Regions from separate parts of the Homo sapiens genome. Here region 1 is linked to region 2. Evidence: read pairs that join two places in POLR2A ChIA-PET (ENCODE). Cell type or tissue: OCI-LY7. All regions are shown on one strand. Each heading gives the region's core, and the rest is flanking DNA. Links, peaks and the distances in the headings are about the cores only. Region 1 has its middle 7.6 kb from the start of DENND1C. Region 2 overlaps ARHGEF18 (Rho/Rac guanine nucleotide exchange factor 18).

What was found. Peaks named below come from ENCODE experiments on the same cell type or tissue, not always from the same donor. Only the 100,000 strongest peaks of a DNase experiment are listed, where the experiment ranks them.
Region 1: POLR2A ChIA-PET joins it to region 2 with 5 read pairs; 1 of 35 experiments calls an interaction of 5 or more read pairs at or near these places.

The regions. Positions count from the first base shown.
Region 1 is chr19:6,487,969-6,490,874 of GRCh38, forward strand. No RefSeq gene overlaps it. Among named protein-coding and RNA genes, the nearest start is that of DENND1C, 7.6 kb to the left of the region's middle. RefSeq lists an enhancer at 1,715-1,984. In OCI-LY7, for the core only: no CTCF peak of the experiment used is centred there; DNase peaks (open chromatin) are centred at 1,643 and 1,973; H3K4me3 peaks cover 1,243 bases; H3K27ac peaks cover 1,190 bases.
Region 2 is chr19:7,379,566-7,382,471 of GRCh38, forward strand. It overlaps ARHGEF18 (Rho/Rac guanine nucleotide exchange factor 18), which reads left to right. Exons shown (of 29, transcript NM_001367823.1): 8 at 1,352-1,429. Among named protein-coding and RNA genes, the nearest start is that of ARHGEF18-AS1, 14 kb to the right of the region's middle. RefSeq lists an enhancer at 951-1,040. In OCI-LY7, for the core only: CTCF peaks have their summits at 1,199 (motif pointing left) and 1,399; a DNase peak (open chromatin) is centred at 1,186; H3K27ac peaks cover 1,011 bases.

The sequences.
Region 1 (2,906 bases), core at 185-2,684, 890 kb before region 2:
AAAAAAAAAAAATTAAAAATTAGCTGGGTGTGGTGGTACACGCCTGTAGTTCCGAATCAGGAGGCTGAGGTGGGAGGATTACTTGAGCCCAGAAGGTCGAGGCTGCAGTGAATCGTGATCACGCCACTGCTCTCCAGGCAATAGAGTGAGACTCTGTCTCAAAAACAAACACAAAAAAACCTACACCTGGCCGGACGCGGTTGCTTGCTCTTGTAATCCCAGCACTTTGGGAGGCCGAGGTGGGTGGATTGCTTGAGCTCAGGGATCCTCCCACCTCAGCCTCTGACCAGCCTGGGTATCATGGTGAAACGCCATCTCTACAGAAAAGCTAGCTGGCATGGTGACACATGCCTGTAGTCCCAGCTACTTGGGAGGCTGAGGTAGGAGGATCACTTGAGCCCAGGAAGTCGAGGCTGCAGTAAGCCATGATTGTGCCACTGCGCTCCAGCTTGGGTGACAGAAGGAGACTAAAAAAAATGTTGAACCCCCCAAAGCAACTGCCTCATCAAAGTTTGGGGAAATACTTTAAAAAAAAGAAAAAAAGAAAGAAAGAAACAAACAAAACCAGGCTGGGTGTGGTGGCTCACACCTAATCTCAGCATTTTGGGAGGCTAAGGCGGGCCGATCACCTGAGGTCAGGAGTTCGAGACCAGCCCCTGGCCAACATGGTGAAACCCCGTCTCTACTAAAAATACAAAAAAAAATTAGCCGGGTGTGGCGGTGGGTGCCTGTAGTCCCAGCTACTTGGGAGGCTGAGGCAGGAGAATCATTTGAACCTGGGAGGTGGAGATTGCAGTGAGCCAAGATCGCACCACTGCACTGCAGCCTGGGCAACAAGAGCGAAACTCTGTCTCAAAAATAAATAAATAGGCCGGGCGCGGTGGCTCACGCCTGTAATCCCAGCACTTTGGGAGGCCGAGGCGGGTGGATCACAAGGTCAGGAGATCAAGACCATCCTGGCTAACATGGTGAAACCCCATCTCTACTAAATATACAAAAAATTAGCCTGGCGTCATGGCGGGCGCCTGTAGTCCCAGCTACTCGGGAGGCTGAGGCAGGAGAATGGCGTGAACCCGGGAGGCGGAGCTTGCAGTGAGTCGAGATTGCGCCACTGCACTCCAGCCTGGGCAACAGAGCGAGACTGCATCTCAAAAATAAATAAATAAATAAATAATTAATAAACTAAAAACAAAAAACAAAAAAGCAAATAAAAAGTCCGTACACTTCTGAGTAGTTAAGTGCCTTGTGCAAGGAAGGAGGATGCTGAGTGGGGAACCCAACCCAGATCTATCCATTATGCTGCTACCTAAATCCTTTGTATTGCTGGTCTACCACCCAGTGCTGTGCTGTGCTGTGCTGGGCCTGCTGAAGTTGCCGTGGGCTGATGTCCACGCTGCTTCCCTCATGCCTCTCCTTACTCCTGGCTGCAGGGGGACGTAGCAAGAAGACTGAGGCTCCAGCCTGGGTGCCTGGTGTCTAGCATAGAGTGGTGGACGTTACTGCTTGGCTCTCCGCGTGTCCCCCTCTCACCTACCCTTGCCCCTGGCTCGTCTTCCTAATGCAGACGCTGCAAAAAACCCCTCCAACCCCTACATTTCCCAGATGCCTTTGCTGCTCCGTTTCTGGATGCAGAATTGGTTCTACCAATGAGAAATGCTCATGAGAGATTTAGAAAGTGGAAGTGAGGCAGTGTGGGCTTGTGTGTATATCTTGCTGAGAAGCAGGGTTGTGGAGCTATACATTTTATTTTCATGAATTCGTGTTCTTTGTTGGACCCATTTCCAGGTCATAGTTCTGGTAACTGCCTCTTTGTTCTCCACCTTTCTCCCTATACAAAGGAGCTGCTCCTTGGTGACCCAGCTCTGTGGTGTCACGAGGGTCCTACCTATTCCGGGGCTGCTCAATCTGTGGTCTTATTCACACATCTTTAGCATCTCCTGAGAACTTGTTAAAAATGCAGAGTCTTGAGCCCCACCCCGGACCTACTTACTGAATCTGCAACTGTGAGGGGGTGAGACTGAAGAAACTGTGCGTTAGCAAGTTGTTCTGCTGATTCTTTTGCACGGTAAAATTTGAGAAGCCTACACAGCCCACTCTCTCAGCGTCTTCCAGTGATTTTGCAAGCACCATCGATTCTTGTATTAAGTTCCTGTCTGCTTAATATACCTAGAATGGTCCCCACACGGAACTCTGGCTGCCTGTGTCAGGATTCTAGGGTTCAACTAGCAGGGTTTGAATTCCAGCTCACTGTTTAGTAGCCATGTGACCATGGGCAAGTGACTTTGTGTGGCAAATTGTAATTTATTCCTTCATTTTTTCCTTCCTTCCTTCTTTCCTTCCTTCCTCCCTCTTCTCTCCCTCCCTCCCTTCCTTACTTCCCTCCTTCCTGTCTTCCTGTCTTCTTGCCTTCTTCTTTTCTTCCTTCCTTCCTTCTTTCCTTCCCTCCTTTCTTTTCTCTCTCTCTTTCTTTTCTTTCTTTCCTTCTTTTTTTTGAGACAGAGTCTCACTCTGTTGCCCAGGCTGAAGTGCAATGGCACGATCTCAGCTCACTTCAACCTCTGCCTCCCAGGTTCAAGTGATTCTCCTGCCTCAGCCTCCTGAGTAGCTGGGATTACAGTTGCGTGCCACCATACCCAGCTAATTTTTTGTGCCTTTAGTAGAGACGGGGTTTCACCATGTTGGCCAGGCTGGTATTGAACTCCTGACCTCGTGATCCACCCGCCTCAGCCTCTCAAAGTGCTGGGATTACAGGTGTGAGCCACCGTGCCCAGTACATTCCCCTCCCCTCCCCTTACTTCCCCTCCCCTCCCCTTCCGTTCCCTTCCCTTTCTTTTCTCCCACAGTGTCTCACTCTGTCACTCAGGCTGTCGTGCAGTGGTGCAATTACAGCTCAGCTCACTGCAGCC
Region 2 (2,906 bases), core at 108-2,607:
TAGAAAAAAGACAAGGCTGGGTTCAAGGGAAGAAAAATGGGGCAGAAGAGGAGGGAGGAGGATAGAAGACAAGAGTTGGAGAGGAGCAGGCTGCCACTGGCATAGGGGTTCCTTGGAGCAAACAGGTGAAGGTGCCTCCTGCCTAAGACACTGCCATCTGTTACAAAATCTTCCTGTAGCTGGATGTGGTGGCTCATACCACTGTAATCCCAACACTTTGGGAGGCCAAGGTGAGAGGATCATTTGGAGGCCACGAGTTTGAGACCAGCTTGGGAAAGATAGTGAGACCCTGTCTCTACAAAAAACATTTAAAAATTTGCTGGGCGAGGTGGCTCATGCCTATGATCCCAGCAATTTGGGAGGCTGAGGTGGGAGGATTGTTTGAGCCCAGGAGTTTGAGACCAGCCTGGGCAACAGAGTGAGACTCTGTCTGTATAATTTTTTTTTTTTGATTAGCTGGGCGTGGTGGCACATACCTGTAGTCCCCAGCTACTCTGGGGGGTGTGGGGGTGTTGACGCAGGAGGATGGCTGAGTCCAGGCAGTGAAGGCTGCCATGAGCCATGATTATGCCACTGCACACCAGCCTGAGCAACAGAGCAAAACCCTGTTTAAAAAAAAAAAAAAATTGTGGGCTGGGCGCAGTGGCTCACACCTGTAATCCCAGCACTTTGGGAGGCCAAGGCGGGCGGATCACGAGGTCAGGAGATCGAGACCATCCTGACTAACATGGTGAAACCCCGTCTCTACTAAAAAATACAAAAAATTAGCTGGGCATGGTGGCAGGCGCCTGTAGTCCCAGCTACTCAGGAGGCTGAGGCAGGAGAATGGCGTGAACCCAGGAGGCGGAGCTTGCAGTGAGCCGAGATCGCACCACCACACTCCAGCCTGGGTGACAGAGCGAGACTCCATCTCAAAAAAAAAAAAAACTGTGTAAGATTTAAGTACTTGGTTAAAAAAAAAATTAAAAATTAGCCAGGCATGGTGGCACATGCCTATAGTCCCAGCTACTCAGGAGACTGAGGCGGGAGGATTGCTCAAGCCCCGGAGGTCGAGGCTGCAGTGAGCTGTGATTGTACCACTGCACTCCAGCCTGGGCAACAGAGGGAGACGCCATCTCTATTAAAAAAGAAAAAAAACATCTTCCTGCTACACTGATTTTGTTTAGCCAAGACACATTACTGCCCTCTGCTGGAAAACCTGTCATAATGTCTCATATACAAGCCCAGAGTGTCAAGGACAGGTGGGCTCTTAGACGGGGTACCTGGTGTATGCCTGTACTCGGTAGCACTGGGGTAGGTGAGTGGGAGAAGAGGCTGCCGACCCAGGTATCTGTCCCCTCTGATCCTGCAGGGCCCGGCAGAGGGCTTGCATGTCAGCCAGCCCCGGAGGAGCCCACTCGAACCTGACCTGGTTTGAATTCCTGTCGGAGTAAGTACACAGATCTGCTTCTGGGGAGGGCAGCCTTGGATTCGAACAAGTGTTTACAGATGGTCCTTTGGGCCAGACCCCCCATGCTGGGGGCAGGAGCTGGAGCCCCCATCAGGGCAATGGTGGGAGCTGGCAGGAAAGGGAGGGATGAGGCTCCCGTATACCCTGAGAGGACAGAGGAAGACTTCCTGGAGGAGGTGACGATGTAAGCAGGGTTCTGACGGAAGAGTAGGAGTTTGCCAATACGTGCAGATAAGGATGAAGGAAAAAAAAAGAAACTAGAAGGCTTAGGGAATGACATCGGAGTGGGGCTGGGAGGAGGGAAGGTGGGAGAAATCAGCAGAGACCAGACCACCTCAGCTACACAAAGGCGCTCACACTTTATCCGAAACAGCAGTGGGGCTTGGGTGCGGTGGCTCACGCCTATAATCCCAGCACTTTGGGAGGCCGAGGAGGGTGGATCATCTGAGGTCAGGAGTTCAAGACCAGCCTGGCCAACATGGTGAAACCCAATCTCTACTAAAAATACAAAAATTAGCCGGATGTGGTGGCGGGTGCCTGTAATCCCAGCTACTCACGAGGCTGAGGCAGGACAATCACTTGAACCCAGGAGGCGGAGGTTGCAGTGAGCCAAGATCACGCCCTTGCACTCCAGCCTGGGCAACAGAGTGAAACTCCGTCTCAAAAATAAATAAATAATAAATAAATAAATAAATAAATAAATAAATAAAAATAAAAAGAGCAGTGGGGCCTTTGAGCATTATCAGTTCTGGTGATAGGATGGGGACAGTATGAGGACCACAGACAGGGCTGGAGGTCCCTGAATCCCTCTCTCTCCCTCCTTTCCTCCCTCCCTCTCTCACTCACTCATTCATTCAAGAAACATTTATGGATATTTACAAAGTTCCAGAAGCCACTCGGACTGGGATCTGGGGGCACAGACTGGAGGAATGGCGTCTCCGCCCAGGAAATAGACCCTACCAGAGCAGGAATCATGTCTGCCTTATATGTCACTGACCTAATATTTATTAAATGAAGGTGTGCCTGAAATCCAGGAAACCATGCCAGTGACCTGGGGATGGAGTTTGGGGTGGGGGAGGAGATAGAAGAATGAGCAGGATTTAAAGACCAATTAGGGCCGGGCGTGGTGGCTCATGCCTGTAATCCCAGCATTTTGGGAAGCTGAGGCAGATGGATCACCTAAGCCTGGCCAACACGGTGAAACCCCACCTCTACTAAAAATACAAAACAATTAGCTGGGCACAGTGGCACACACCTGTGGTCCCAGCTACTCGGGAGGCTGAGGCATGAGAATCGCTTGAACCTGGAGGCAGAGGCTGCAGTGAGCCGAGATTGCACCACTGCACTCCAGCCTGGGTGACAGAGTGAGACTCTGTCTCAAAATAAATAACAAAATAACTAAATAAATAAATAAATAAAGGCCAATTAGATACCGGGTGGGGGTGGGGGGCGTGAA